2 separate regions of the Mus musculus genome follow, and region 1 is linked to region 2. The links are chromatin loops, found by intact Hi-C in ENCODE. Cell type or tissue: left cerebral cortex. All regions are shown on one strand. Each heading gives the region's core, and the rest is flanking DNA. Links, peaks and the distances in the headings are about the cores only. Region 1 overlaps Ccar1 (cell division cycle and apoptosis regulator 1). Region 2 holds the start of Ddx50 (DExD box helicase 50).

Region 1 (15,379 bases), core at 6,370-14,369, 92 kb after region 2:
TCAAAAGTCAAGGTTCATCCTTGGTTACATGGTAAGTTAGTTTGAAGGCATGAAAAATTGTTTCAAAAAGCAACAAAAGCAAAACAAAACAAAACAAACAACAACAAAGAAAAATTATTCAACTGGTTAGCCGACAATGAAGAACCTGGAAGATGGAAAATACATTTTATGGGGAAACTAAGACTCAAGGCTGGAACTTCTCCAGGTTCCTTCCACAAACAGCAGTATTCTAGGGAAGGGAGCCTCTCTGTGTCTCATTTGCCTGCCAACCTGGACTACATGGGACCCCGTGGCTTTTGTTTGTTTGTTTGTTTTTGTTTTTGTTTGGTTTTGTTTTTTCGGGACAGGGTTTCTCTGTGTAGCCCTGGCTGTCCTGAAACTCACTCTGTAGACCAGGTTGGCCTCGAACTCGAGATCTGCTGCCTCTGTCTCCCGGGAGCTGGGATTAAAGGTGTGCGCCACAGCCACAGCAGACTCAGCCCTGTGAGACCCGGTCTCTTTTCTCAAACGAAAACAAAATAACATCTGTCATTCTGGGGACCGGTGTCAAGAGCTTTGGGAGTTCAGACCAGTGAAGAAGGTGAAGCTATCTCATCCCAGAGAGGAGAGAACGGGAGGCTAATGGCTTGAATTGAATTGAGGAGTGATACATGCGCATGCGTGCCTTACATAGCAGCCACTTGCCTGAGTCTAGTCGACTGCACCTCCCCAAGCCGGTCCCCGAGGCTGAGGCGATTCAACAAGGGTCACTGCAGACTACTGTAAACCATTGCTGCCTTAGAGCTTGAGTTTAACAGAGATGGGGGAGGAGCCCCCAGCATCAGTACCACATGGCATCAGGTCGCAGGAAAAGTACCAGGTTCTTTCTCCCTCCCCACTTCCTAGGCACTGTGTAACCCCCAACCCCTACCCAAAGAGTCTTGCACAACAGAGAGTGACCCCATCCCTGCCCTGAACAAGATTCCATTTCTAAAGTATGACAGGTAAAGCTTGGGGCTAGATGGTGTTTGACCCAGAAAACTGTACGTGCTGTGCAATCATTATCGTGAATGGACTTGGTTTTGAATACTCACATCTGCCTCATTGGAAGGAGGACACTCGGTGTTCTTCACATTGTGACCCCATCATCCTTCCCCTCCTAAAAGGCATCAAGGACACTGGGCTCTGGCCACTCAGCATCCCCAGTTCCGAGGACAAATACTCCCATCGGCTTACACAGGTTTTGCTTTTTGTTTTTTAAAGATTTATGTATTTTATGTATATGGGTCCGCTGTAGCTGTACAGATGGTTGTGAGTTTTCCTGTGGTTGTTGGAAATTGTATTTAGGACCTCTGCTTGCTCCAGCCGGCTCTGCTTGTTCAGGACCAAAGATTTATTTATTATTATACATAAGTACACTGTTGCTGTCTTCAGACACACCAGAAGAGGGTGTCAGACCTCATTACCGGTGGATGCTGGGATTTGAACTCAGGACCTTCCGAAGAGCAGTCAATGCTCTTAACCACTGAGCCATCTCGCCAGCCCTACACAGGTTCTTCTGCTTAGAAAACCTCTCCACTTTTGGTTATGTTTTTAATGTGTATTACGTGTGCCTGCATCCATTCATGTATGTGCAGTGGTGCACGCTGATGCCCAGGGAGCCCCAAAGAGGACCCTGGATCCCCTGACACTGGAATTACAACCGTGGAGAACTGCCTCATGTGGATGCTGGAAACAGCCTGGGTTCTCTGCAAGAACAGCAAGCACTAGCCCCCGGGCCATTTCTCCAGGCCCCTTTCCACTCTTCTATCAGCTCCTAAAAATCCCTGACACATCGGGAAGGTTTCATGTGCTCTCAAGCACATTGTTAACGCTTTTATAACACGTGTGTGCTGGGGGGTATGACACAGTTACTGTAATCAGCAGCTCCCAATGCATCCCCGCCTCTGGCTCCTTGCCTGGCAACTCACTCAGCCTGAGTCAGACCTAGTCGTTACTTTGTGTAGGGGTCGTTACTGTTTTGCTAGCCTTCTTGTGGTCTGCTTGTCACCACCCAGAAGAGTGCTTTGGGTTGGGGACTCCATTGCCTGGCTACCCGATAGTCAGTGGCCAAGGCAAGCCTCAAGGGACAGCCCCTCCACTCACTCGAGCATGACATCTGTACGGATAACTTTAAAAGTTTGTAAAGGTTTTATTTTCATGAGTGTGTGTGTGTGTGTGTGTGTGTGTGTGTGTGTGTGTAGTGCAGGTGCTTACAGTTGTATGGAGAGCCACTCAGTGTGTTAGGAACAGAGCTCTTCTGGAGGCCCACCTGCTGAGAATGTAGGCATGACCATGTGTCTTAGTCAGGGTTTCTATTCCTGCACAAACATCATGACCAAGAAGCAAGTTGTGGAGGAAAGGGTTTATTCAGCTTACATTTCCACATTGCTGTTCATCACCAAGGAAGTCAGGACTGGAACTCAAGCAGGTCAGGAAGCAGGAGCTGATGCAGAGGCCATGGAGGGATGTTACTTACTTGCTTGCTTCCCCTGGCTTGCTCAGCTTACTTTCTTATAGAACCAAGACTACCAGCCCAGAGATGGTCCCACCCACAAGGGGCCTTTCCCCCTTGATCACTAATTGAGAAAATGCCTTACAGCTGGATCTTGTGGAGGCATTTCCTCAACTGAAGCTCCTTTCTCTGTGATAACGCCAGCTGTGTCAAGTTGACACCCAAAATTAGCCAGTACAATTGACCCCTTGTCAACTTGACACACAAACACATCACTAGTAAGCCTCAACCCTTAGTTCTTATTCATCCCCAAGGTCTAAATAACTTTAAACATCCCACAGTCTTTACATATTAAAAGTCCAATCCTTTAAAAATATCCAATATCTTTTAAAAATCCGAAGTCTTTTTATAATTAAAAGTCTCTTAACTGTGGGATCCACTAAAATATTTTCTTCCTTCAAGAGGGAAAAATATCAGGGCACAGTCATAATCAAAAGCAAAAATTAAACTCCAACTGTCCAATGTCTGGGATCCAACTCACAGTCTTCTGGGCTCCTCTAAGGGCTTGGGTCACTTCTCCAGCCATGCCCTTTGTAGCACACACGTTGTCTTCTATGCTCCAGCTGCCTGTAGTCCACTGCTGCTGCTGTTCTTGGTGGACATCTCATGGTCCTGGCATCTCCGAAACACTGCATGACCCCTTCAGTCCTGGGCCATCAATTGCAACTGAGGCTGCACCTTCACCTATGGCCTTCCATGGCCTCTTACAGTGCCGAACCTCAGCTGCTCTGCATGACCCCTTCATGCCTTCAAAACCAGTACCACCTGGGTAACTCTTACACATTACCAAGTCCAGCCACAACACAAGGTATAACCTTGGCTATCTATCTCTGGAACACAGCCTCTGTGCTTTTAGAAAACATTTCCCAGAAGATGTCACCTCAATGATACTGGTCTCTTCTTAATCACTGCTAATTTCTTAGCTCCAGCTAACCCCAGTAATGCAAAGTTTTTGCTTTAGTAGTCTGGCATCTTGTTAATCACAGCTGATTCTTCAGCCCCAGCTAACCAGAACTACAGAATCTTCACAATCAAAACAACAATGGCCCTGAAAAGAGTCTTTAATTTTCCCTCTGAAATTTCACAAGCCAGACCTCCATCTTCTGCACTGTTCTCAACACTATCTTCCAAGCTCCTACCACAACATTTGACAGAGTTCTTAACACCGAATGGATCTTCAAGCCCAAAGTTCCAAAGTCCTTCCACAGTCCTCCCCAAAACATGGCCAGGTTGTCACAGGAATACCCCACTCCTGGTACCAATTTGTCTTAGTCAGGGTTTCTATTCCTGCACAAACATCATGACCATGAAGCAAGTTGGGGAGGAAAGGGTTTATTTAGCTTACACTTCCATGCTGTTCATCACCAAGGAAGTCAGGACTGGAACTCAAGCAGGTCAGGAAGCAGGAGCTGATGCAGAGGCCATGGAGGGATGTTACTTACTGGCTTGCTTCCCCTGGCTTGCTCAGCTTACTTTCTTATAGAACCAAGACTACCAGTCCAGAGATGGTCCCACCCACAAGGGGCCTTTCCCCCTTGATCACTAATTGAGAAAATGCCTTACAGCTGGATCTCAAGGAGGCACTTCCCCCAACTGAAGCTCCTTTCTCTGTGATAACTTCAGCCTGTGTCAAGTTGACACAAAAAAACCAGCCAGTACACCATGTGATGCTTAGAGCAGACTTAGAAGCCATTTTCTTTTCTAATATGTATTTATTTTAGGTGTTTTGGTTTGGGTGACAGTGTCTACCTGGATGGCTGAGGCTATCCTGGAACTCCACCATGCCTCCAACACTGCCTCATAGTGCTTTGGTTTTAAGACGGTGTATTAGTCAGGGTTCTCTAGAGTCACAGAACTTACAGATAGTCTCTAGTTAGTAAAGGAATTTATTGATGACTTACAGTCGGCAGCCCAATTCCCAACAATTGTTCAGTCGCAGCTGTGAATGGAAGTCCAAGGATCTAGCAGTTACTCAGTCTCACGCAGCAAGCAGGCGAAGGAGCAGGAGCAAGAGCTAGACTCCCTTCTTCCAATGTCCTTATATTGTCTCCAGCAAAAGGTGTAGCCCAGATTAAAGGTGTGTTCCACCACACCTTTAATCCCAGATGAAAGGCATAGCCCAGATTAAAGGTGTGTTCCTTAACTCGGAGATTCAATCTTCTGGAATCCATAGCCACTATGGCTCAAGATCTTCAAACCAAGATCCAGATAAGGATCTCCAAGCCTCCAGATAAGGGTCACTGGTGAGCCTTCCAATTCCGGATTGTAGTTCATTCCAAATATTGTCAAGTTGACAACCAGGAATAGCCACTACAATCCACCCCTTGTCAACTTGACACAAATAATATCTCATGTTCACATGAAACAATAACAAGGTTGTAAATACGCCTAACATGATATAACTATCCCTCGTACAATCGCAAACGCATTAGTAAATTTACAATGGGCATTCATATTACTTTATAATCCTCGTTTCTGCAACTGGTTACGTGGCCTTAATTGGTATTTATAACTACCTTCCTCTACTACCCATTCTGTATTTCCTTCACCTTCAGCCAGCACCTCAGCAGGTCTTGGCTCTTTTCCTGGAGGATTGACCCATACCTTCATTCCTGATGGGTCTGCGTCCTTTGTCATCCTGCTTGGATTAGGCTGTTGTAGTTTCCCATTGACTTTAATCACAGGACATGGTAGTACTAAGAGACGCCCTAAGGGATCTCCTGCACTCCAGACATAATCTTGCTTACCACCATTGTGAAGAGGTAATCCAATTTCCCCATGGTAATCTGGATCTATCACCCCTCCTAACACTGTTATTCCTTTTTTAGCCTGTTGGTTTAAGGGCATTAGAAGCCCAAAATGACCAGGGGGAAGTCTGAGCTTCCAGTTCAATGAAATGTTTGTTGTAGCTCCTGGTAGGAGCACTCCCCTCTCTGGAGCCAAAACTTCTAAGCCAGCAGAACCTAGAGTTATGGGGACAGGAAGCAAAAATTTTCCTAGAGGGTCACTAGGAGTGATAGTAAGTGGAACTATTCCGTTTTCCACCCCTTGATTCCTGGACCCATGAATCCTGGCTATGGGTGAAACTGTACCATATATCGAGCGCTGATTCAAAGCATATACTGCCTTCTGAAGAACTCTGCCCCAGCCTTCCAAGCTGTTACCACCTAATTGGCGCTGTAACTGCGTCTTCAAAAGGCCATTCCATCTTTTGATAAACACCTCAGCCAACCATTCAAACAAACTTTTGACACCTTTTTTAACCATGCGAGCTTCCGTATTAAACCTAGAATCTCTACTCAGAGGACCCATGTCAATAAACTCAGCCTGCTCTAGTTTTATGTTCCTTCCACCCTTATCCCACACCCTTAAAATCCATTCCCACACATATTCACCAGGTTTCTGCTTGAATGAATTAGCAAACTCATTAAGCTCCTTAGTAGTGTAGCGAATTTCCTCATGGACTATACTTTCTACCTCCCCTCTAGGAGCCTGTTTTGCTTTGAGTCTGGTTACAGGTCTAGAAGAAACTATTGGTGGGCCGTGAGCAGACTCTGCAAAATTAATTTCCTCATGTGGGGAAGGCATTATTTCAAGAGGTGGGGCTGAGGGTACTACTTCCTCAGGTGGGGCAAACCCTCGAGAATCTGAGGATTCAAAATTCTCAGCTTCAACATGGTCTTCCCACACATCCCCGTCCCATGTTGTAGGATCCCATTCTTTGCCAATTAGAGCCCTTACTTTAACTGTCGACACACTCTGAGGCTGAGACTTGAATTTTCTCTGTAGTTCAGCCAACCTTACAATGAGAGTTTCTGTTTGATTTTCTGCAACTTGAGCTCTATTGCTACAAGAGAGAAGATTCTCCTCAAGGACACACTTAGCAACTTTTAGATCGTTTACTTGTGTCTGGAGCCTTTCGATTTTATCACACAACTCCTTCCTTTCATTCATCATTTTTTCCACAGATACTAAGAGCAGCCAGCCAGTAAAATCATTTTTCGATTTTTTCCCCATCTTGTAGAAAGCTTTGTGCACTGAATCACCTAATTCATTAAGAAAATCAAGGGCATTAGCTTCTTTAAGTTCGGAATATAGTTTCAACCATGGGTCTTCAAAATTCTCTGAGCTCCCAGGAGGGAGAGAATCTGGAGAGGTTTCAATATTTGAAAGTGCTGGTGGATCAACAAGCCAATTCCAGTATTTTAAAAGATTCATCCTTGTACTTCTGTTACTCTAGAACCACTCCTGGTACCAACTTCTGTATTAGTCAGGGTTCTCTAGAGTCACAGAACTTACAGATAGTCTCTAGTTAGTAAAGGAATTTATTGATGACTTACAGTCGGCAGCCCAATTCCCAACAATTGTTCAGTCGCAGCTGTGAATGGAAGTCCAAGGATCTAGCAGTTACTCAGTCTCACGCAGCAAGCAGGCGAAGGAGCAGGAGCAAGAGCTAGACTCCCTTCTTCCAATGTCCTTATATTGTCTCCAGCAAAAGGTGTAGCCCAGATTAAAGGTGTGTTCCACCACACCTTTAATCCCAGATGAAAGGCATAGCCCAGATTAAAGGTGTGTTCCTTAACTCGGAGATTCAATCTTCTGGAATCCATAGCCACTATGGCTCAAGATCTTCAAACCAAGATCCAGATAAGGATCTCCAAGCCTCCAGATAAGGGTCACTGGTGAGCCTTCCAATTCCGGATTGTAGTTCATTCCAAATATTGTCAAGTTGACAACCAGGAATAGCCACTACAGACGGGATCTCAGGTTGCAGCCCAGGTTGGCTAGGAAACTCTCCCAGTATCTGAGCTTCTGACCCTGAGCTTCTGACCCTGTTTCCAGCTCTCGAGGGCTGGATGACAGGGATTCCCTCAGGACTGGATTTATACAGTGCTCAGGCCTGAGCCACGCCAGGCCCTCTACCAAGTGAGTGGACCTTTTGTTGTTGTGTTGAGACTAGGTTTCTCTGTGCCCTCGCTGTCCTGGAACTATGTAGACCTCATGAAGAAATCCGTAGAACTAATGGAGATCAGCCTGTCTCTGCTGGAGTTAAAGGCATGTGTCCCCACTGCCTGGAAATAAATGTGTGTGTATGTATGTTTGTGTATAAGTATATAAGTGTGAGTGTGTGTCAATGTGTGTCAGTGTGTATATGAATGTGTGTGAGTGTGTATGTGTAGAGTGTGCAAATGTGTGTGTGGATCTGTGTGTGTGGATGTATGTGAGTGTGTGTGTGAGAGAGTATGTGTCTGTGTGTGTGGATCTGTGTGTGTCTGTCTGTATGTGTTGGGGCGTCTGTGTGAGTGTATATGAGAGTGTGTGTGTCTATGTATGTGTGGATCTGTGTGTGTAAGTGTGAGTGTGCGTCTGTCTGTATGTGTGTATTTGTGTGTGTCTGCTCCCCCCACCCTTACACTCTTCATTACGTTGTTTTACAGCAAGTTTTCATCACAAAACAAACCTGAGAAGAACTCTCACTTCCTCAAAGGGAGACATGAGGTTTTGCCAAGCAACTATGGTGAAGAAAGGGCAGAGAGGTGGGTGGGGAGCAGAGGCTGAAGGGACTGGGACAGATTGTCAGTGGGAGGTGATTCGAGGGGCATCAGACTGCCACTGCCTGCAGGGGCACACTGGGATGGACTCTGACTCCCTGCAGAACAAGCCTGGGTGACACAGCTGGCCTTCCTGCCTGAGGAGCTATGAAAGCTAACTCTCTAACTGCGGGTGAAAACCACCCCTCCACATCACCACTAAAATTAGGGTCAGAGGGCAAGTTTCAGAGCCTGAAGAAAAGCTGGGATAGCAGCCTATCCAGGGACCTGGAAGCTGAGAAGTAATCAAAACTCTTTTGTGAGAGACAGAAAAAAAAAAAAAAAAAAAAAAAAGCAGATTAACCCTTCACATACAGGCTGTGGGGAGGAGTGAGGAAGGGAGGGAGGGAGAGAGCACTTAAGAACTTGAAAGAGCATGTTTTTTCTCCAGGCTTCTACAGCAGAGGGTGCAAAGTTGGGCCACACATCCCTATGTTGACCTGCAACTCCCTACAGAAAGAGCCCAGATCTCAAAGGAATGTTTCCAGTGGTTTCCAGGGAAGCCTCATGCCCCGGAGGGAGTGCCTTCTCTTTCCTGATTCTCACTGAGGTACAGGATAGAAGAATCTTAAGAGACTCTGTCCTGGACCCATAAGCTACTCGGTTGGCAAGCACATGTGCACTCCTAAGCTCCCTTCTCACTTAGTTAATTCTTGTCTCGCTATGAAGCCCAGGTTGGCCTTAAATACACGGTGGCTTCACCCTCCAGAGTTTCGGGGTTACAACTGCATACTACCAACTCCAACTTCTTTAAACTTAGAATAGGAGCCTGTGACCCTTTAGTCATCTCCTCATTCCCTAGAATTCCCACATAGTACTGTCCCAAATAAAATGGTTCCTTGAATAAAAGAATAAAGGACAGAAGTATGAGGCAGGATGCCTGGATCAAATTGGTTCCGAAACCCTGGTCTGGGACTAATTAGGGCTATTTCAGTCAATGCTTTACAGAAGAGTTAGGTCTGGCCAGGCAGTGGTGGTGCATGCCTTTAATCCCAGCACTCGGGAAGCAGAGGCAGGCGGATTTCTGAGTTCGAGGCCAGCCTGGTCTACAGAGTGAGTTCCAGGACAGCCAGGGCTACAATGAGAAACCCTGTCTCAAAAAAAAAAAAAAGGTAGTAATAGATAAGGTTTACTCTCAGAGTCCCCACATATGCCTACAGCTGAGCTACCATGTGGAGCTTTCAGCCTCTCGGGGACTCAAGAGCACCAGTAACTGGGGGCTCTCCATATGAACCTTAGTCAGGGACCTACATCCATGGGACAGTGAAGCCCCAAACAATACTTCTTATAGTTTTCTTTTGAGGTGGGAGATGGCATTTGTAAGCAGCCTAATTTCATGTTAGAGTGTATGAAAATGTACTGGAAGTAATTCCACATGCACATTATTTTAATAGGATGAAAAGGGTCTAATAAAAACTGGGGGTTTAGTGTCCACACTTTCGTTCTTGAGTTTCATGTGTTTTGCAAATTGTATCTTATATCTTGGGTATTCTAAGTTTCTGGGCTAATATCCACTTATCAGTGAGTACATATTGTGTGAGTTCTTTTGTGATTGGGTTACCTCACTCAGGATGATGCCCTCCAGGTCCATCCATTTGCCTAGGAATTTCATAAATTCGTTGTTTTTAATAGCTGAGTAGTACTCCATTGTGTAAATGTACCACATTTTTTGTATCCATTCCTCTGTTGAGGGGCATCTGGGTTCTTTCCAGCTTCTGGCTATTATAAATAAGGCTGCTATGAACATAGTGGAGCATGTGTCCTTCTTACCGGTTGGGGCATCTTCTGGATATATGCCCAGGAGAGGTATTGCAGGATCCTCTTGTAGAACTATGTCCAATTTTCTGAGGAACCGCCAAACTGATTTCCAGAATGGTTGTACAAGCTTGCAATCCCACCAACAATGAAGGAGTGTTCCTCTTTCTCCACATCCTCGCCAGCATCTGCTGTCACCTGAGTTTTTGTCTTAGCCATTCTGATTGGTGTGAGGTAGAATCTCAGGGTTGTTTTGACTTGCATTTCCCTGATGATGAAGGATGCTGATCATTTCTTTAGGTGCTTCCTAGCCATGCAGTCTTCCTCAGGTGAGGAGGAGAGGAAGGAGGAGATTGCTTAACCCTTCTGTTGTTGAGCAATAGAATTCCATGTGAACTGGTAAGAAGGACACATGCTCCACTATGTTCATAGCAGCCTTATTTATAATAGCCAGAAGCTGGAAAGAACCCAGATTCCTCAACAGAGGAATGGATACAAAAAATGTGGTACATTTACACAATGGAGTACTACTCAGCTATTAAAAACAACGAATTTATGAAATTCCTAAGCAAATGGATGGACCTGGAGGGCTGACCAATCATAATAACCCACCATAAAAAGAGTATAAAAGAGCTGTGCTTTTTGAATCCGGGGTTGACTCTCCCTGCAAGGCTGAGCAACCTCACACACGTATCAGAACAACAAACCTCTTGTCATTGCAGTGATCTGTCATCAAATTGTGTTTTGGGGAGGTCGCACCTTAGGGTCTTACAGTGTGTGGCCATGTAAGTGCTGAGAATGAAACCTGGCTCTCTGGAACCAAAGCATCCTGCTCTTAACTGCTGAGCCAACTCTCCAGCCCTTCAGGGCCACAATATATACAATCTCATTATATTATAATACAATCTCAGCATTCAAGGATTAGAGGCAAGAGGTTAAGCTTGAGGTCAACTTGGGCTACAGAGACCCTGTCTACAACTATTTGTTAATATGCAGACTGAAATGGTGTGCTGTTGAAATTGCACTGAATGCAATCATCTGAAGACACTTGGGGTCCCAGTCGATTGAGAATAAAGCTGACCAAGCCTTGGAACAGAAGTAAGTCGGGTGCTGAGGGCTAGTGTTAGCACAGGGGGAAGCTCATTGTGTCACACATTCAAGCTCTTCAAGTGATGACTGGTCAGCTGGCTCTTGTTCAGAAATAGCAACTCATCTCCTGGAAACCGTTGATGTCAGGCAAGCAAATGAATACTGAACTGAAACTGGTAGAAAGCCTCAGGATAAAGTAACAGATGGCTTAGGGAAATGGCACAGGAGAGGCCTGGGCTAGTGTTTTTTGTCTCCAGTAAAGAAAGAATGGTTCAAAGTAGGTTTTCCTTTAATTAAATATTTATGTTATAGCTAGAAACAGCAAGTGCTGGGTTTTATTTTTATTGTGTGTATGTTTATGTAGCCTGGCTTACAGTTGTTTTATGCATCTAAGAAACAAATAGCTATTAAATATTAATCTCATGTTAGTAGATTCTGTCCTTTTCCTGATGAAACACAAAGGCCAACAACAGCTAGTGTTCAGAGACACAAGATCTAATAGCAGGAGTGGGAAGCTGGCCAGGCTCAACAAAGGGCTGCATTTACAGTTACAGGCATTAGGTGATGTGAGTGCCATTTACCTGGTGTCTGCAAAGAAATATATCTAAGGATTATCTTTAAAACAGTCTGGAAAAATAAGAGGAAAACGCACAGAAAATGCTAAATTCAGCTCTATCTTACCTTCATGTGAATAGAGTTAAGACATGGTCAATTATAATTCCTTGAAAACATTTTTTTCCAGAATGAGTGGAAATCAAAAGAAACAAAAGACCTTAAACTGAACAGACTAATTTAAGTTATATTGGAATACAAAGTGAATTTATAATTATAAACATTGCTCAGAATGAATAGAATAAAAAATAAACATGAATGTTTGCATGGTTCATGATATTTTGATTTTTGGGTGGTTGTGGGAACATAATCATGTTCAAGACAGGGATTCTCTGTGTAGCCCTCACTGTCCTGGAAAAGTCACTCTGTAGACCATGCTGTCCTCCTACTCAGAGATCCACCTGCCTTTGTCTCCTGAGTGGTGGGGTTAAAGGTTCATGACCATTCATGTTTCCAGACTTCAGATAAACCAATAATGTATTTCCCTCGAAATAGTATTTCAGGACAAGTTCTCATTTGCAGGGTCATATTAGCCAATTATATGTGTGTATGTATGTATGTAGATATATATTCATATTCAAATGGCCAGTCCTAAACACATGCATATAAGTAACATTATACACAGATTTAGCAGGTTGCCTTTATTTATTTAGGAATGTGTGTATATAACAATTAATGAAAAGACCATGTATTTTAAAGAGAATAAGGAGAACTTATGGGGCTGGAGAGAGGGCTCTGTGGTTAAGAGGTCCTGAGTTCAAATCCCAGCAGCCACATGGTGGCTGATAACCATTTGTAATGGTATCTGATACTCTCCTCTGGTGTGTCTGAAAGCAGAGACAATGTACTCATATAACAAATTAAAAAAAAAAAAAAAAAAGGAAGCCGGGCGTGGTGGCGCACGCCTTTAGTCCCAGCACTCGGGAGGCAGAGGCAGGCAGATTTCTGAGTTCGAACTCAGCCTGGTCTATCCTGGTCGAAATAAATAAATTTTAAAAAAAAAAAAAAAAAGAGGGCTTGAACAGTAAATCACTTACTTAGACGATGCCCCCCCCCCGCCCCTTTTTGGTTTTTTGAGACAGGGTTTCTCTGTATAGTCCTGGCTGTGCAAAAAAACCAAACCAAACCAAACCAAACCAACCAAACAATAACAACAATAAAAACAGAGGTGTATCTATATGTCTAAATGCCCTCCTTGTGACTTTTTCCCCTCAGGGGTTGGGGAAGGTCTGTCACTATAGTCCAGGCTTCTTGGAACTCTTGATCCTCCCTGCCTCAGCCTCCTGAGTGCTGGGAACACGGGCTTGAGCAACCACACCCAATTAACAGTTCTTAACAGTATTTTTAGGGATGTTTGCCTAGTATGCACTCATCCCTGAGTTTAATCCACCCCTCCATTATGTAAGACAGAGAGCATCAAAACAAACAAAATGAATTGGTTTTTTGTTTGTTTGTTTGTTTGTTTTTGAGTCCTGGAACTCACTCTGTAGACCAGGCTGGCCTCAAACTCAGAAATCCGCCTGCCTCTGCCTCCCGAGTGCTGGGATCAAAGGCGTGTGCCACCACCGCCTGGCTGTTGTTCTTCTCCTAGACTGCATCAGAACCCAAGTGCCAAAGTGCTTCCCCACTGCCACACATACATGCTAATGAGGGGTCAGCATATAGAAAACTGACCAGAAGACTAGGAATTCAAGGCCAATCTGGGCTACCCAAAATCCTGTCTCAAACAAACAAAAAAGACTGGGCAAGGTGGGCCAGAGGTAAGGGTTGTCGTCAAGCCTGACCATCCATCCAAGTTCAGTATCACTTCTAGTCTCAAACCCAGGCTGCTCTTGAACTTTGTGACTCTCTTAGCCTCCAGGATAGTAGCATTACAGTTGTGAGCTACTGTATTTTATCTCTGGCTGTATTGAGAAGCCTGCCCCCATGCCTCTCCCCATCCAACTGTGGGCTCTCTATAAGACAAGGGAAACAACTTGTACAGTAGTTGAAATGAGATGCCTCATACATTTCAGGCATTTGAATACTTGGACACCAGCTGGTGTGGCTTGGTGTTTTTTTTGTTTGTTTGTTTTTTGTTTTCCCCAAGACAGGGTTTTTCTGTATAGCCCTGGCTGTCCTGGAACTCACTTTGTAGGCCAGGCTGGGCTGGCCTTGAACTCAGAAATCTATCTGCCTCTGTTTCCCGAGTGCTGGGATTAAAGGCATGAGCCACCACTCCTGGCTGGTGTGGCTTTGTTGAAGGAAGCATGTCATTGAAGGGTGAGCTTTAAGGTTTCAAAAGACTGGCACCACTCTGCGTGCACCGTTTCCTGCTTGCAGCTCAGGGTGGTGGCTCTCAGGGGCTCCTGCTGCCATGTCTGCCCATAGCCACATTTCCCAGCCATGATGGTGATCCCTCTATAACCCTTCTTTCTGAGTTGCTCTGGTCATGGTGTTTCACCACAACAGGAGAAGACATCAGAGCCCCTAGAACTAGAGTTATGGATGATAATAGGCCACGATGGGGGTGCTGGGAATTGAACCCAGGTCTGCACAAGAACAGCAGATGCTCTTAGCTGCTAAGCCATCTCTCAAGTATCTCCCTCTTTTATTGAGATTTCTATTTATTTCTGTATGGGTGTTTTACTTACATGATTGTCTTTTGCACTATGTGTATACAAAAGCTTAAGGAGGCCAGAAGAGTCCACTGGAGTTATGGGTGGCTCTTAACCACATGTCATTTCCCAGATGTCCAGTGCCTTTCTCCCAGACACAGTCTCACTCTATAGGTAGATGTCAGGTTGCCAGCTCTGGCAACAGGCATCTAAGCCTTCTTGAGTCATTTCAAAGTCCATCCTTCAATATACTTTTAATGTCCTTGTGTTTCTGAAACGGGGACTTATTTGCCTAGGGTTGCCCTGAATTTCTAACTTCTGGCTTCTACTTCCTGGGAAATGAGATTATAGGTATAAATGACTACACTTGGGTTATAGGAGATTCTGTCTCAAAACAAAACACGGGGCTGGAGAGATGGCTCAGCAGTTAAGAGTACTGACTGCTCTTCCAAAGGTCCTGAGTTCAAATCCCAGCAACCATAAGGTGGCTCACAACCATCTGTAACGAAGTCTGACGTTCTCTTCTGGAGTGTCTGAAGACAGCTACAGTGTACTTACATATAATAAATAAATAAATCTTTTTAAAAAAAGTTCAATGTTAAAAAATAATAATTCCTAACAGTGGCAAAATTACCATTATAAAAAGAATCCACCAAGATTCTGAAGGAACTACACAGATTAATTAAAAAAATATTTTTAATTAATGACTTAAGGCATCAATCATACTGACAATCTACTGGCTTGTCACTAAACTGTACATTTGATGTCCACTGCTTCTTTTTTTAACTTCTCAAAATTAAGATGGAAGTATTCAGGGCAAGTAAAACAATGTACCGAGCGCAGCAACAGTGCCGTGAGGACCATGACTCTAAGCTCTAAGCACAATGCTAATCACTGTCTTCGGTGCAGGGCTTTAGATGCAGTCTCTTTTGGATTAATTGCATTGTTTCTGAGATCAGGTCTCATTATGTAGACCAGCCTGGCCTCCAACTCAAAACCTTAGGATTAATGGAATGTGCCACCAGGCCCAGTCTAGGAACAGACTTCTTAACAAGTACATTTAAATGCTGAAAATATTAGTTCAAAAAGTTGCAAATATTAAGGAGCATGCTATTTTATGATTTATACTGAAACTAAAAAATGAACTATAAAACTAACAATAGTTGTATAAATAAAAGCAGGTTTTCTGGATACTTCAATAA
Region 2 (15,379 bases), core at 2,834-10,833:
TCCCTAGCCCTAGGGAGTGGGGGCAGAGAAAACAAATATAAATAAGAACGGCTTATATTTCATTAGATTAACGTATTTTATCAGACTTCAAAAGTCACTTTCCTGGGTTGGGGATAGTTCAGTTGGCAAAGTGTTTGCTTAGTATGCATGGTAATGTACCCTTACATTTTTAGCATTTGGGAGGTAGAGGTAAAAGGATTGTCTTCAATTATATAGTGACCTCAGGGCCTGCCTGGGCTACATGAGACCCTATCTCATGAAACAAACAAGAAACAAACAAACAAAAAATAAATAAAAGAGCAGTTAATGAGGTTCCCAAGCCTCTCTCTCTATTCCTCCCCTTCATATTTATATTACTCCCCTAAAATAGTTATGTATCTACAGACAGAGAGACAAACAATGTACATTATCTGCTGTCTAGCTCCTCTACTCAAATGTAGAGTCAATGAATACATAAGTTTCTGAGAGGCGAGTCACTGTATTCTTTGGACTTTAAGAAGTAGCTGGTACAGAACAAATACTCAAAACATATTTGTCAAGGTAAAGATGGTTCATACACTGAGTGCTTTTGCTCTATATGAAGTAGTAATTTGATCAGTGAATTAGTGAATTTTGTCATGAAACACAGATGAGGTTACACTAGTATCCCAATTTCATCACAGACAGGGAACTTGAGTCACAGTGAGGTTGTAAGCCTTGCCCAAGAACCAATAGCTGGAACTGATCAATGGCTATTATCTCAGAAGCAGCTTCCGACAGACTAAGGCAGGGGCAACTATTTCCTATCTGCATTACTTGCAACTGTGTAAAGATTACTACTGCATTACCTGGAAATTTCAACAAAGAAAAATGATTTATCCTGTAAACCAATACAGCCAACATAAGAGATAGTTGATCCTAAGTCATTATGTCATCATTCTACTCATATACATGTAAATCTGCTTTTATAGTGTAACATTAGGAATATTTAAAAGCACAAACATACCTGTTCCAATCAATATGATGACTTTTCTTCTTCACTGTTACAAACCTTAAAAGTGCACACAGGTTCTAAAAATGTCAAATTTTAGACTAGAATTTTACTAATTCCCTCAACTAATAGTTGATTTTTACTATTTGTAAGTTAAGACATATTTCTAGTACCAAATAACAGTATATCACTGATATAATAATCTTCATAAAAAGTCAACCCGTGAAATAATACTAAATATTTACTGAATTGCAAGGGGAATACCTTATTAGAAAATTCATTATTTAAAAGGAAAGGTCAAGGATGAAGAGAAAAGTCACTAAGTATACTAAATATACCTATAAGGTAAACTGACTTTATAATACAAAGTTATGGAAAACATCTAAACATCCAGAGATATTAAATTTGTGCTCATTATCTAATCTTTGACTTTGATTGATTAAAATTTCCCTATCTGAAAAACAATCTCTTACTTTAGGAATCAAAATTTAACTTTATGAAAAAGGGGCACTGACTCCATAAGGGGCGGGATATACCTGACTTTGAGTCTAGTGTTATTCTTTCAGGGTCCAGGGTCCAGCTCAGTGGGAGAGCATGAGCTTAGCATGCACAAGGCCCTGGGTTTGATCCCAGCACCAAGAAAAAAAACAAAAAACAAAAACAAACAAACAAAAAAAACCAAACCCAAAGACTACTATTGTTCCTATCCCTTTCCATTAATGTTAAGAGCTTTTACTCCCTTAATAACCGTTACCTTTGGTGAGCGGCTTTTTTTAATTGTTTCTTGATTTCTTTGGAGCCTTTCAATCAAGGGTATGGCAAAAGAGAATGTCTTTCCTGTTCCTGTCCGGGCTTGAGCAATTAAATCTTTTCCTTCATATACAGGACCAAAGGTTTTAACTTGAATAGGAAAGAGATATGTTACCCCTCGACCTGTAAAATGAGATTTCATTAAAATTTGTGACTAGCATTAGGAAAAAATAAATTCATTTGAAAATGACAATCCTTATTCCTCCATGACTGCCTATGGCCACACTACTTAGTAACATTTACAGTTATTCCTACCCCAAGCAAGAATTAGAGTGAAATTGTCTAATTTGACAAACACATGTAACTCTTTTAGTTAAAACAAGTCAGAATAAAGAAAAGAATGATGTAGAAATAACTGCAATTAAAAAGAGGGTGATATTTATCTTTATATTCTCCTTTTTGTCAGAAAAGGCATCAAAGTTGTATAAAGTCAGCAGCAGATTTTCAAGACACGAAACTCAGTACCTTTCAGAAGCTTTATGGTCTCCTCAGAAATGGAGAAATTAGAGAAGGCTCCTTCCTTTTGTTCACGTGTTAGAGTCTGTCAAAATGAAACCAAAATTCTAAATAATAGAGTTTCCATTACCTTTTAATCATTTTGAGGGGCAAAGAGGAGGCTTCTCAGATAGTGTCTCACATAGCTTGGGCTACTCTCAAATATGCTATGCAGCAAAGGATGGTCCTTAATTCTGATTGCCTCCACCTCTGGAGTACTGTGATCACATCTGTACATGACTAAATATAGTAGTAGCAAATATAAGTAGCAAACTTACTTATTTTTTTCATGTATACACACACACACACACACACACACACACACACACACACACACACACAATCGCTATGTAGCCCTAGCTGTTCTGGAATTTGCCAGGGTGGCCTCAAACTCTAGAGATCACTTGTCTCTGCCTTCCAAGTGTTAAAATTAAAGACATACACTACCATGCCCAGTCCCATAAAATATCTTCAAAATAGAAATTCATCCTTTAGTGTCTTTGTGGCCAGAAAGAGCATCAGGTCCCCTAGACTTACAGAATTTGAGTATCAGTGTGTGTGCTGAAAACTAAACCTGGGTCCTCTAGAAGCAGCATGTACTCTAACTACAAAGCCATTTTTCTACTCTCCCAAACTCGCCCAAACCCCACAAGATTTCACTGTGTAGTCTTGGCTGTCCTGGAACTCACTCTGTACACCAGGCAGACCTCAAACTCAGGATTCACCTTCTTCTGCCTCCTAGTTGCTGGGATTACATCACCACTCCTGGCAAGCTATTTTTTTTTTTCTTTTTTGATTTTTTGACAGAATATGCTAGATGTCTCTACAATCTTATTCAGATGATTTTGCAGAACCAGGAAAAGCTATTTCTACATTGATACATAACATACTATTACTGGCCTATATATATGTGTGTGTATATGTTTACATATACACACACACATACACATATACATACATAGACACATGGTATGTATAATTTTAATTCTGTCTTGTTGTTGTTCTTTGAGACAGGATTTCTCTACATAGTCCTGGCTGGTGTGGAACTCACTAGAGGGCCAGGCTGGCTTCAAACTCAGAGATCCATCTGCCTCTGCCTCTCTAGTGCTGAGTTTCAAGGCATATGTTGCCACACCTGGCTATAATGTGAATTTCTGGAACCTTTAGCTATTCTCCATTTGTACAGGGGTAATGGACTAAGCTAAATTTAAATACGTAAGCTCCTAAAATAAAATTGTCCTCAAGTTTCAATCTGAAAATAACTACAACAAAAAAATACCATCTACATGATTGTGACAATAGAAACTAATAAAGTATGCTCTAAGTAATAAACCAAGACCCTCTTCTGGACTCCTCAGGCACAAGGCATACATTCATACATACATACATACAGGTAGGCAAGACACACACACATGAAAATCTTTAAAAGTAAGTCTTCTGACAACCATAGCGGCGCACACCTTTAATCTCAGCACTTGGGAGGCAGAGGCAGGTGGATCTCTGTGAGTTTGAGGCTAATCCAGTTTGAAAAATGAGTGCCAGGACTGTGCCACTGAGAAACCCTGTCCCTAAAAATTAAAATGTTTAAATTTTTAAAAACGTCTTTTTAAAAATTGGAAAAATATTACATAAATTGTTTCATAATTTCGTTTAGTGAAATACACTTTCTAACATTCTTATACACTCTCAGAATAGCTGTGTTCTACTGCATAGACAGCATATTTATCTAACTTCTCATTATTAGACTTTAGGCTATTTAGACTTTTTGCAATGATCAATATTATACTTAATTTATATAGCTTTGTATACAGCATAATCATAGTCTTAGCATAAATTACTAAAAGCAAAATTCCTGAAATCTGGGCTAGTGAGATGGCGCAGCGGGTAAGAGCACCCGACTGCTCTTCCGAAGGTCTCGAGTTCAAATCCCAGCAACCACATGGTGGCTCACAACCACCCGTAATGAGATCTGACTCCCTCTTCTGGAGTGTCTGAAGTCAGCTCCAGTGTACTTACATGTAATAAATAAATAAATAAATAAATCTTTAACAACAACAAAAAAATCCTGAAATCTAATATATCAGAACGAAATAACTAAGGCTTGAAATACAGCTCAGCATTTAAGAACAAATTCTGCTCTGGCAGAGGACCTGAGTTTAATTTGAAGTTCCCATGTTAGGTACTCACCAATACCTGTAACTACAGGTATTGCTCCAAAGGATCCAAGACCCTCTTCTGGCTTCCCTGGACACCCACACCCATGTGGCATGCTCTCACGCTCGAGTTTGTTCTCTCTCAATCTCTCTCTCTCTCTCTCTCTCTCAATCTTTCTCTCTCTCTCTCTCTCTCTCTCTCACACACACACACACACACACTAATAATAACAACAGCCAACAGTTATTATATTACACTGCCTTCAGCAAATTTCAAAAAACCTATACATTCTACTAGCAAACAGATTTGTAGGCCCTTACTAAACTCAACTAACATTTGTGCATCTTGGCAAATAAATTTACAAGTATCAATACATAGAGTCTCTGCCTACAATCATCCATGGATCTCACTGACTATCCCAGGTCTGATCCCTAATGAGGGCTTAAATTACTAGCTATTATCAGATTTGAAGAGTATATGTTTTTATCAAGGAAAGAATCCAGGCACAATAACAATAGTACATGTCTTTAATACTAGCACTCAGGAAGCATAAGTTGAATTCCCAGCATATAAATAAATAAATAAATAAATAAATATCAAAAAAGAAAAAAACAAATAAGGAGCTAGCCAGGTTTGGCACCAGGAGGCAGAGGCAGGTGAATCCTTTCTTTGAGCCTATAAGAACCATTTGTAACTCCAGTTCCAGGAGTTCTTACACCCTCCTACTGGCCTCAGTAGGCATCAAAAATGTACACAATGCATGCAAACAAAATACTCATATACTTAAGAAAGTAACTATTCTAAAAGATACAGCAGATATAAACCCAGCACAACTGGGCATGGTGGCACTATCTCCAGAAATAAAACAAAAACAAAAATAAAAAATAAAAACTCACCATGGTGATAGGAACCTGCAATCTCAGCACTTGGAAGTCAGCATTAGGAGGGTAAAGACCCTCAGCTACCTGGCAAGCCTGAGACAAGTCTGGGCTACTATGAGACCCCCATCTCAAACAAATGAATAATCAAAAGTAGGTCTTGAAGTAGAGTCTACTATACTTCCCAAAATTTAATATCCAGTGAAATTCTACCCCAAGAAAGATAAAGAGGTGGGGTAGCAGCAAGTTGGTTCAGTGAAAGATAGCTGCTGCCAAACTTAACATGAGTTTGATTCCTGGGACCTACACAGCAGAAGGAAAAATGACTCCCACAAGCTATATTCTGACCTCTACACAAAATAAATGTTTACTTTAAGGACAGCACAATGAGAGAAACAAGAGCCAAAGGCTGGGGTTTCAGCCATACTGGTTCTATGGTTCAAATAGCAACACTTGCCACGAAGCAGAGAACAGCACAGAATCAATCCTAATGAACCTCACAGGTCAAGCGGGCCTACATTTCAAAGAGAACACATGCAATAGTCTGCTGTGTACCTCCTCTGCTTTATCGCTTGACTTGTGAGAGTTTTCTGAGGATGACACTCGCTTTGACCTTTTCTCATACTCATCCACATCTCCATTTGGCAGGTCTTTTCTTCTTGACTTATGAGATGGGGAGAATTCATCTGAAAATCTAAGTCCTTCTTTGGTGTCTCCATTTAGCTTTTCTCTCATTTTAGCTTTTTTGGGCTTGGGAGCATCCAGGTCATCTGTAACACCATTTTCTCTTGTTTCTGTTCTCTCCTCTGATTCAGAATGGTGCCTTGACTTCCTTCTATCACTCTGTAGACAAAAAGAAACAGTGACAAGCTCTCCTTCTAAGATCCCAAAGACGCTCAAATATAACTCCCCAACCAGCTAAGCTCAACCTACAATTATACTCAACACTCTACCTGCAAGAAATCCAGGCTGGTTAGTAATGATGAAGTCTGCATCTTACCTGCTTCTGTTTTAAGATTCAGTCTATAGAACATCTCTAATCCCATCCTAAGAGTTTTAGGACAGTTAAATAGTTCTTCCTCAGGAAAAGAACAAAGCCTCGAAATTATAAATTAAAATACAAATAAAAACTTCTAACATCTCCAAAAGGGAAAAAAAATGTATTGAGTACCTACCCATTATTGTGTAATGTTTTCGTCTTATCTTGTTTTAATCTTCATAACAACCCTATCAGGGAAGTACAGGTCCATAATCCCTTATCCGAAATTCCGAAATCCATAAAGCTCTGAAAACCGAAAGTGTTTTTGTAACTTATATGGAGACAGAACCTTATCTGATCTGAATTCACTTGATGGCAAAATTTAACTACAACGAATGTCAAGCAACTTACTGTCTGTATTTATCCCATTTAGTATTACCATCCATATTTAACAATAAAGCTGCAGGTCCCCAACCCTTCTAACCATTTCCAGCTTATGAGAATTTTAAAACCATCTAGCTCCAATGATTTTGGATAAGGGATGGTGAACCTGTAATCTTTGCCACTTTAAGATGCAGAAAGAGAACTGGTCCTAAAGGCTCTTCTGCAGGTGGAAGTGGAAGGGATGGAATGCAGCCCTGTCTGACCTCAAAGTCTATGTTCTTCTCACAGCACGTGTCCTCCTTCAATTATTTGTTCTGTTTCGAGACGGGCTCGTGTAGCACAGAGTGACCTGGAACACCTGACCTGCCTGCCTCCACCTCCAAGTGCATGGGTTACAGGCATGTACTAGTTAGTAGATGCAGCTCTCCTTGAGAACAACTGATAAAGAAAATCAAATGTCATTTATATAAACCAACTGTTACACTTCCATGAAGGACTATAACACTGAAAACTAAGACTGGTTTAACAGAACAATAAAAAGTCAAACACCAAGGCACTCTTTTGTAACTTCAATTTTAAAATGCAAAACTAAGACTGTAAAGATGGCCCAGTGGTTAAGAGCACTGGCTCCTCTTCCAAAATACTCAGGTTCAAACCCAGCACCCACATGGTAGCTCCAGGGGATAGGACAGCTTTCTGTGGCCTCAGGACAGGTCTACACATAGTACACAGACATACACACAGGCATAAAACCCATACACACTAAAAAGATATTTTTTTTTTTTTAGTTTTTAAAATACCAAACTGAAGGCAAGTTCTTTTTTTTATTTATTTATTGACCACAAGAAATTATTTGAAAACTTGGTCCTTTAGAATCACTTAGTGAAATAAATAACTCATTTACCTCAGTGGAATCTAGTAAATTGTATAGCAGTACTTCATTTCACTAAAAACTACAAGCACCAAACTTTCACAATGCTAATATAATTTTTGAAGTGCTTTAGCATAAATTTTCATTCATAAATAGTTGAAAAAGCTGAGTAATATGTAAAAATGCCTTTTAAAATGTTCTACATCATTTGATCTTAACTGCGCCAGCCCACAGCTCTCTAAAGTAGTAAGTCCTATAGAAAAACAAGCTCACAGTCAGGCATGCAGTTTGGATTGCTTCAGGGCCCTGCACTTTAGGGAGAAGATAGAGCAAGCATGTCAGTGTAACACGTCTATGTCCAAACCCTGTAACATCCTAGAGTGCTAAGTACTAACATTACTCCCTCTGGAGCTCAAGCCCAACAGCCTCCTGTTTGCTGAGCTCTGTTCATCTCCTTATCTCTTAGCTCTCAACCTTCTTTAGTGTTTCCTTCTCCTTACCCTTCCGTGGAAGCTCAAGTCTGTGTCAACACACACTTCCAGACTCTCTTGGCTACTTTCATTCCTTTTCTAAGAACACAAATTCCCTATCTCAATATATCCAAACTAGAATTATTTTCATTGAATGCCAGACTTAGCCTAATATTCTATTTCTGCTATTTGGTATTCCATTCCATTTCCAAATGTCTACTTCTTTTTCATGAAGGGCAATCAATAAGTATATTATTTCTGGAGAATTTACAATATGAAAGCTACCAATATATAAAAACATAGTGAAATGTAAGGATGCACAAAGATATAATAACTTTCCTCAAGAATCTTTGGAAACTATTTCAAGATTTTATATATATATATATATATATATATATATATATATATATATATATATATATATATATATAAGCTAACTTTACAAGGAGCACATAAAACTGCCAATCACAAGATAACAGTAGAACAAGCCTTCGAAGGCAAATGAGGTAATGTTTTTATCTCATACTATACAAGTATGGTTAGAAAGAAACATTACCTAGACCATGTCAGAAGCAGGATTTAGGTATGCAAGGTTATTCAAGACAAACTAAATTAAATATAAAACTAAAATAACGGCTTGAGGTTACATTTATAGTCTACCCTAGAAGCCTACAGTAGTAAAATTCAAAGGGGCAAAGAGCTTTGGCTTGGGAAGATGAAAAGGTTCTAGAGATCACGGTGGTCGTGACAGCACAATTCTATTATAATGACATCAAGTCACACGCTTAAAATGGTATAAAAAAAATAAACCTTGAGCCATGGTCGAATTTAAACCCCAGCACTGAAAAATGGAACTCTCAAATGTAAATTCCAAATTTAGTACGTTCTACAAAAACAGAAAAACGAGAGTTGGGAATAGAGCTCAACGCTGGGCATTTGTCGGGCATAGTGGTGGCCTCACTTCAATGCCCACTGGGAAGGTGACATAAAAGGGTGGCTAGAATTTAAAATTTACCTTCGTGGTAGGTCCTAGGGGGTGTTTCCTCATCTCTAGCACTCTACAGAGTAAATATTTTATCAAGTGTCATCTTTCCCACAGTCATTTTCATCCTCATTCAGCTTTCTTTCTCCAGGTCAAATGTCTCCAGTAAAAATTTTACCTCTGCATTTTTTCTTAACACCATAAGATCCTCTATTTTTCGGGTTCTTTCTTTCTTTCTTTCTTTCTTTCTTTCTTTCTTTCTTTCTTAATGTCTTGGACGGAGGTGGGGATAGAACCTCTACAGGCTCCTGGTGGGCAGGGACTATTCTGCATACTTAATTAGTTTTATCTCCTCGGTCCTCAGCTAAGAGTCTGGCACGATTAGCCTCAATAAAAACCACAGTGGATTGAAAATACTGACAGTAAGGGCTATTCGTAATACAACCCCCACGAACTCCATCACAGCCAACCCCTGGCAAGCCTGGCTTTGACACTGTTCCTTAAGCCTCTATTACCCAATCATGGAGGATTGTAACCCCCTAGGATAGCTTTTCCCGAGACTGCTGCAGACACGACACCGCGACCGGGAGGCAACACATAGGCAAAGCCATCATCATCTCTGTCTCAACTCTTCGAAGGCCCCGGAAAACCAAATGAAGGGACTCGCCGCCTAAGAAAGGGAACACGAGCAGATTCCACGGCGATGGGAGCTCAAGTCTGCCCATCTCTCGGGAGAGATCCGGGCGCAGAGGCCGACGTGGGGCTGAAGTACCACGGAAGCCGGGCCGTTCTCCTCCAGGTCCGGGAGTGCGGCGATGGGGAATGGTCCCTGGGACCTCGGAGGGCTGAGCTCGGCGAAGGGGAAGCTGTCCCTCGGAAACTCGCCCCCGGTCCTGACAGGTCTTTCCCCTTCCTAGACAGCTCCCCTCCCCGCCCAGGCCAGCGCAGCCCGAGGGAGGCGCGGCCCAGCCGCAGCACACCTTTTGCCGCTCCTTCCTCTGGCTCTCGGACTCTTCCAAGGGTGCCTCGAGCTCCATTATGTCTCCCCAGAGGAGTTTCCCGGGCATTACTGGCCGTCGCAACCTCCCGCCCGGCTGCGGTGGCCGCGACCACCTACGGCCACCGAGAGCGTGAAAGGAAGCGGGGGCTGGGCGGCCCCGCCGGCCAGGACCGTGCGTCACTTCCGGGCCACGCACCTCGCGGCGGGAGCAAAGCAAGCCGGAACTCTACAGGAGGAAACTCTCCCAGAGAGTCGCAGCCTCCCTCGGCCAATGAAAACCTGAGTGGCCCCGATGGGCCCGCCCACGGTCTGAAGTGACAGGCTTCTCCAGAGCACGGGCCAATCTCCAGGAAGGACGCTCGCCTCCCCTGGCGCGGCACGCAGAATTCCAAGTGTTCCCCTCCCCCCGCTCGGAACGCCTCCCTTCCCAGCATGCCCTGCAACGCTCGCGCAGCCCCCTCGCAGGCGGCGGGGAGCGAGGGGCTGACGCGCGACGCAGCGGCTCGTGGGCAAGCACGAGCTGAGGCCGGCGGGAGCGCCACGCGCCGTACAGCCATTCGCCGCCGGAAACTGCAGCCCTCCGCCCCGCCCCCGCCCCGCCCCGCCCCCCGCAGTGGGTGGAGCGTTAGCCTGTAACGGTACCTGGGCATTGACGTCGAGGCTTCCCGGGGTCAGCAGAATCTGCAGGGGTCTGAAGCCGAGGGGCCGCCTCAAGGATATTAGCTCCTTATGCAGGCGTTAAGTTATGGCTTCACTTTTAGTTCTCACGTATCCCAGAAGAAACCAAACCCACCCGAGAAGCGAATTTATTTGTCCAAACTCAGTAGCGCTTGTAAGACTTGAAAAGTGATCGGAATCCGCGATGGGCACAGCGCTCTCACAGCTGTAATTTCCCAGAGTTGCAAGGCGAATGCTCGCTCCTATGAAACAGAATAGGGAAAAATCTAAAGGATAAGAAAAGCAAGTCCAATGTGTCTGACAGATGACCTGCTTGTAATACGTACATTTAATCTTAAGGTTCAGGATTAACTGCCTCTGAGGTACAAATTTATATGAAAGATATCAGTGTCAGCGAATTGACTTCTTGGTCTTTATGTATATTCACAAAGATTGGGCTCGATCCCCTGTACCTCACAGACCAGGCAAGCCTACTACCAATTGAACAACAATCCCAGTCCTCAAACCTTGTTTATCATGTTCTCTTTATTCAGTCAATCAGCTATTACATTCCTGAGGGAAGATGACACCAAACCTAGATGTAGGTACAGGGCATTCTTGCAAACTACATAATGTCTAGTGTAGCAGTCTTGTAATCTGAGCCTCAAACACAGGCCTTAAAAAAATTACAGCTACACGTCCTGAGTTCTATGATTAGACTTAAATAACCGGGACCACAATATTTTAAATTTGTGATAGCTTCCAGAATTCTATGAAAATAAGGACTGGCTTAACATCAATGACTTTGTCTGAATGTAGTCTTATGGATTCAGTTTTATAACACCAGGTGTGTTCAAGGAATGATGGTGAAAAAGGCTTTTCCCACAAGTTGGATGAATAGTTATGGGTCTCTACATCTAAATCTTTACAAATCTAAATCTCAATAGCTTTTCTAAATTCTTTTTCCTCTTAGCTACACCCAGTTCTACAGCAATACACTATGCCCCTACAACGGAATATGCTATGCATAGGAACAGTTAATAAGGTGAAGAATGCCACACACATGGGTATAAAGGGAGCAGATGCTGTCTTGTGGCTGAAAATCACTCAAATGAAGTGCATTTTTACCTTCTTAGGATCCTATTTTTGGCATTTTTTTTCTCATACCAAACCTCACAGCAAACCTGAAAAGGACTAGATTCTATTAGTCATTCAAGTGACTGCTTCCCAAATTGTGACACCTTCGGCGCCAACAAATGTGGCCTTTCTAAGTCCTAATGGCCTGAACTAATTCTCTTATCAAGTGGGGAAGGAGATTGGAGATCTACACATGAGTAACTTGCCCAAGGAGTGAAGGACTTGGTCGATATTAGCTTAATTGATCAGGAAACATGGGAACAGGAACTATAATTTTAATTTAAAACTCAAAAGATTTATGTCTGATCGTGAGATTTGGAACCAAGGGGAATTAAAACAACATATCATTTATTTTTCTCACTGCTGGGACAAAATACCTGAGAAGAGACTTAAGCGTTTTATTTTGGGTCATTTTGGCTTATAGCTGGAGGCTAGAGTCCATCGGGGTAGGCAAGATGTGGCAATAGGCGTACAAGGCAGCTGGTCATATTTCATCTGCTAGAAAAAGAAAAATGAACAATGGTGCTCACCTACCCTCTTTTATTTAGTCTGGCGGTTGGGGTTGGTCTTCCCACTTGAATTAACCAGATAAAGGTGCTCCCTCACAGACTGCCAGAGGCTTTCTTCTCAGATGATTCTAGATCAGGTCCAGTTGGCCACCATCATGGACATTGATTCAAAATATAATCGCCAATATAATCGCCAATATAATCACCAATTCATGGGATCAAGTGAACACCCTGCTCCAGCCTCCCTAGTACCTGTAACTACAAGCACAGACCATGGTGCCTAGTTTCAAATACAACAATCAGAACATCTTTCTTTCCCAAATATTTACTTAGTTTAGAGTTTTACCATCTTAGCCCTAGCTGACCTGGAACTTGCTATGTAGAAGCCAACTGGCTTCCAACTCACAGAGCTGTGTGTCTGCCACCCTGGTGCTAGGAGAGAAGTTAAGGCAAGAGCCACAACGTCTAGTTTTATGTTTGTTTGACAGTATTTTGTTAGTAGAAGTTCTCTTTCCACAATGTGTTTCCTGAGGATCAAAGTCATGTTCAGGCTCAGTGGTAGAAGCCTTTACCAGTGTAGCTATCTTACCAACCCTATTTTCCAAATATCTTAAAAGAGTTCCTGATAATACCCTGAAAAGTTAGGTGGTGTATTCTTTTTCCTGGTATTCTCTTAAACAAAGGTTCTATGTTTAAAATCCCCCTTGCCAGCCAGGCAGTGGTGGCGCACGCCTTTAACCCCAGCACTTGGGAGGCAGAGGCAGGCAGATTTCTGAGTTCGAGGCCAGCCTGGTCTACAAGAGTGAGTTCCAGGACAGCCAGGGCTACACAGAGAAACCCTGTCTCAAACACCCCCCCCCCAAAAAAAAGAAAAAAAGATATTAAAAACAAGGTACTATTTCTAAACTTGCCTCTCTGGTTATTTCCAAAATCGTTCATTTTCTCAGCCTGTAATTAGAAAGTAGAAGGCAAAGAGCCGTCAAGATGCACTTTGAAAGGCAAATGTGAAACTTTTACAACAAAAGAACATGAAGGATTTCAGATGATATAGGAAAAATAGGGGCAGTTATAAATTGATGGAGACTAGGGAAAGAGATTGTGGGTTGAGGGTGCCGAAGCAAACAGAACAAGAGACCATGTGACCATAGCCACTTTACCTTTCAGAACTGTTGTTAGCCAAGCAGGAGCAATAAGCAGGAAACTGGATTAGCGAATACAACATCACTAGAGCAGTGAGGTCCAGTGGCACTCACACTGATCTCAAGAGTGCTGCTGGGGTTCTTGGCTTTTCCAGACATGGTTGGCCACTATGTAGCTGACACTTGCCTTAAACCCTACCTGCCTGCCTCTGCCTTCTCTGTTGGGATTAAATTTGTGTGCCACCATGCCTGGCTCCACCATGTCTCAGTAAATAGTTGTGTGTGTTTTAAAAAATGAAATGTTTTTACTCATGTGTATATGTGGGTCAGGGGGGCACTGTGGCAGCAAGAAGAGGCCATCAGATCTCCCCCTCCACACCCTCCTCCTCCCAGGGAAATCACACTGTGGTCCTCAGCAAGTACAGTACAAGTTTTTAATCATTGAGGTTTTTTCCCCCAGCGCTGCTTTTTGCTTGTGTTTTGAATTGGGCTGTGGAAATGAGGGTCAACATGAGCTACCCCAGAAGGGGGCATGCATCATCACCCAGCACTATGCAGGGAAAACAGCTAAGAATATGGTAAGGCTTCAAGAGAGGCCAAAGGACAGTCCCTGGTGCCCCCATTCTTGCTTTATACCTTCCTCAACCCCGGAAGGCAACACTCACTTTCCTGTTTCCTGTAGCTTCAGACGAGTTCTCAAAAACACAGCAACAGGCTCTTCCCATTGTTTTCCAAACCAGAGCTGACATTTTCAATATCTCGTTTGCCTAAAGTATATGCAGCAATAGGTTTGTAGTCTAAGAACATATGTAGTTTAACAGCACACCTACATAGGACTCTTATTACCGAGCTGGTGTGATGTCAATTATTACCAATAAACTTGATTGAAAATGAATACAAGGGGTGGTGCTGGAGAGATGGCTTGGCTGTTAAGGGTACCTGTTCTCGAGGAGGACCACAGTTCAATTCCCAGCACTCGCATGTGAACTCACAATGGTCTTTAGCGCCATCCAGTCCCAGGTTTTATGGCCTCTCCTGACCTCTGAGGATGCCAGGCAGGCACATGGCACACAATTAAGTGTGGGCAAAACAGACATTTCAAATCTACAAAAAAAAAACTTTTACAAATGCGTATGTGTGCTGGAAGTCTCTGTGCACCTGCCAGTGTGTACATGAAGAAACCCAGTGACCCATTCAGAGTCTTAAAAACATCCAGTGGGTCTGAATACAATCACAATAAAGATAATAAATAACAAAAACACTAATAAATACGGAAGGAAAATAAAACATTTTTCTTTTTAAAAAAATTATCTTTATTGCGGTTAGCATTCATTATGTGTAGAGATCAGAGGACAACACTCAGTAAATTCTTTCCTTAGTCTACCATGAGTCCCGGGGATTGAGCTCAAGTCATCAGGCTTAGAGAGGCCTTACTTAACCCACTGATTATTATAAAAGATATGTTACTATAAAAGTAAAAAGACAGTCAGAAACAAATGAGGCATTTGATACTGTGTTTAGTGCTGTGTTTGTGTGGTCAGTATTAGGGAGTTGGTTCTTTCTTGTGTAGATCCCAGGGATCGAACACGGGTCGCCAGGCTTGTCAATAAGTGCCTTTAGCCACTGAGCCATTTCACTGGCTCCTTATTTTTGACACTATAAACCACTTAATGTCAAAAAAAATCATGAAACCCTTTCCACATCTGGCCTCAAATTAGCCATCTTACCTCCCAAAAGCAAATGATGTCAATGAAGCCAACATCAACACTTAAAAAAAAAAAATCGGGGTGACTCCATTGGTCTTTGTGAAATTCAGTCTTGGTGACAGATCTGATGCATTTAAGAACTTTTCAAAATGAATTTTCTTGGTGAAATATGCGATGATAGCTTAGTAGGTGTGAGTTTGGGTGGTAATCACATGATATTTTTCAAGTTTCTCTCACC

The links. Peaks named below come from ENCODE experiments on the same cell type or tissue, not always from the same donor. Only the 100,000 strongest peaks of a DNase experiment are listed, where the experiment ranks them.
Region 1: it touches region 2 in a loop (2.8-fold over the local background); 8 of 42 quality-filtered maps call a loop at or near these places.

Annotation. Positions count from the first base shown.
Region 1 is chr10:62,729,073-62,744,451 of GRCm38, forward strand. It overlaps Ccar1 (cell division cycle and apoptosis regulator 1), which reads right to left. Exons shown (of 25, transcript NM_026201.3): 25 at 14,856-15,379. Among named protein-coding and RNA genes, the nearest start is that of Stox1, 11 kb to the left of the region's middle. In left cerebral cortex, for the core only: no CTCF peak of the experiment used is centred there; a DNase peak (open chromatin) is centred at 11,083; H3K27ac peaks cover 290 bases.
Region 2 is chr10:62,641,052-62,656,430 of GRCm38, forward strand. Ddx50 (DExD box helicase 50) reads right to left here and starts at 10,167. Exons shown (of 15, transcript NM_053183.3): 1 at 9,974-10,167; 2 at 5,863-6,150; 3 at 2,246-2,321; 4 at 1,725-1,903. The coding sequence starts at 10,060. In left cerebral cortex, for the core only: no CTCF peak of the experiment used is centred there; a DNase peak (open chromatin) is centred at 10,322; H3K4me3 peaks cover 3,221 bases; H3K27ac peaks cover 1,247 bases.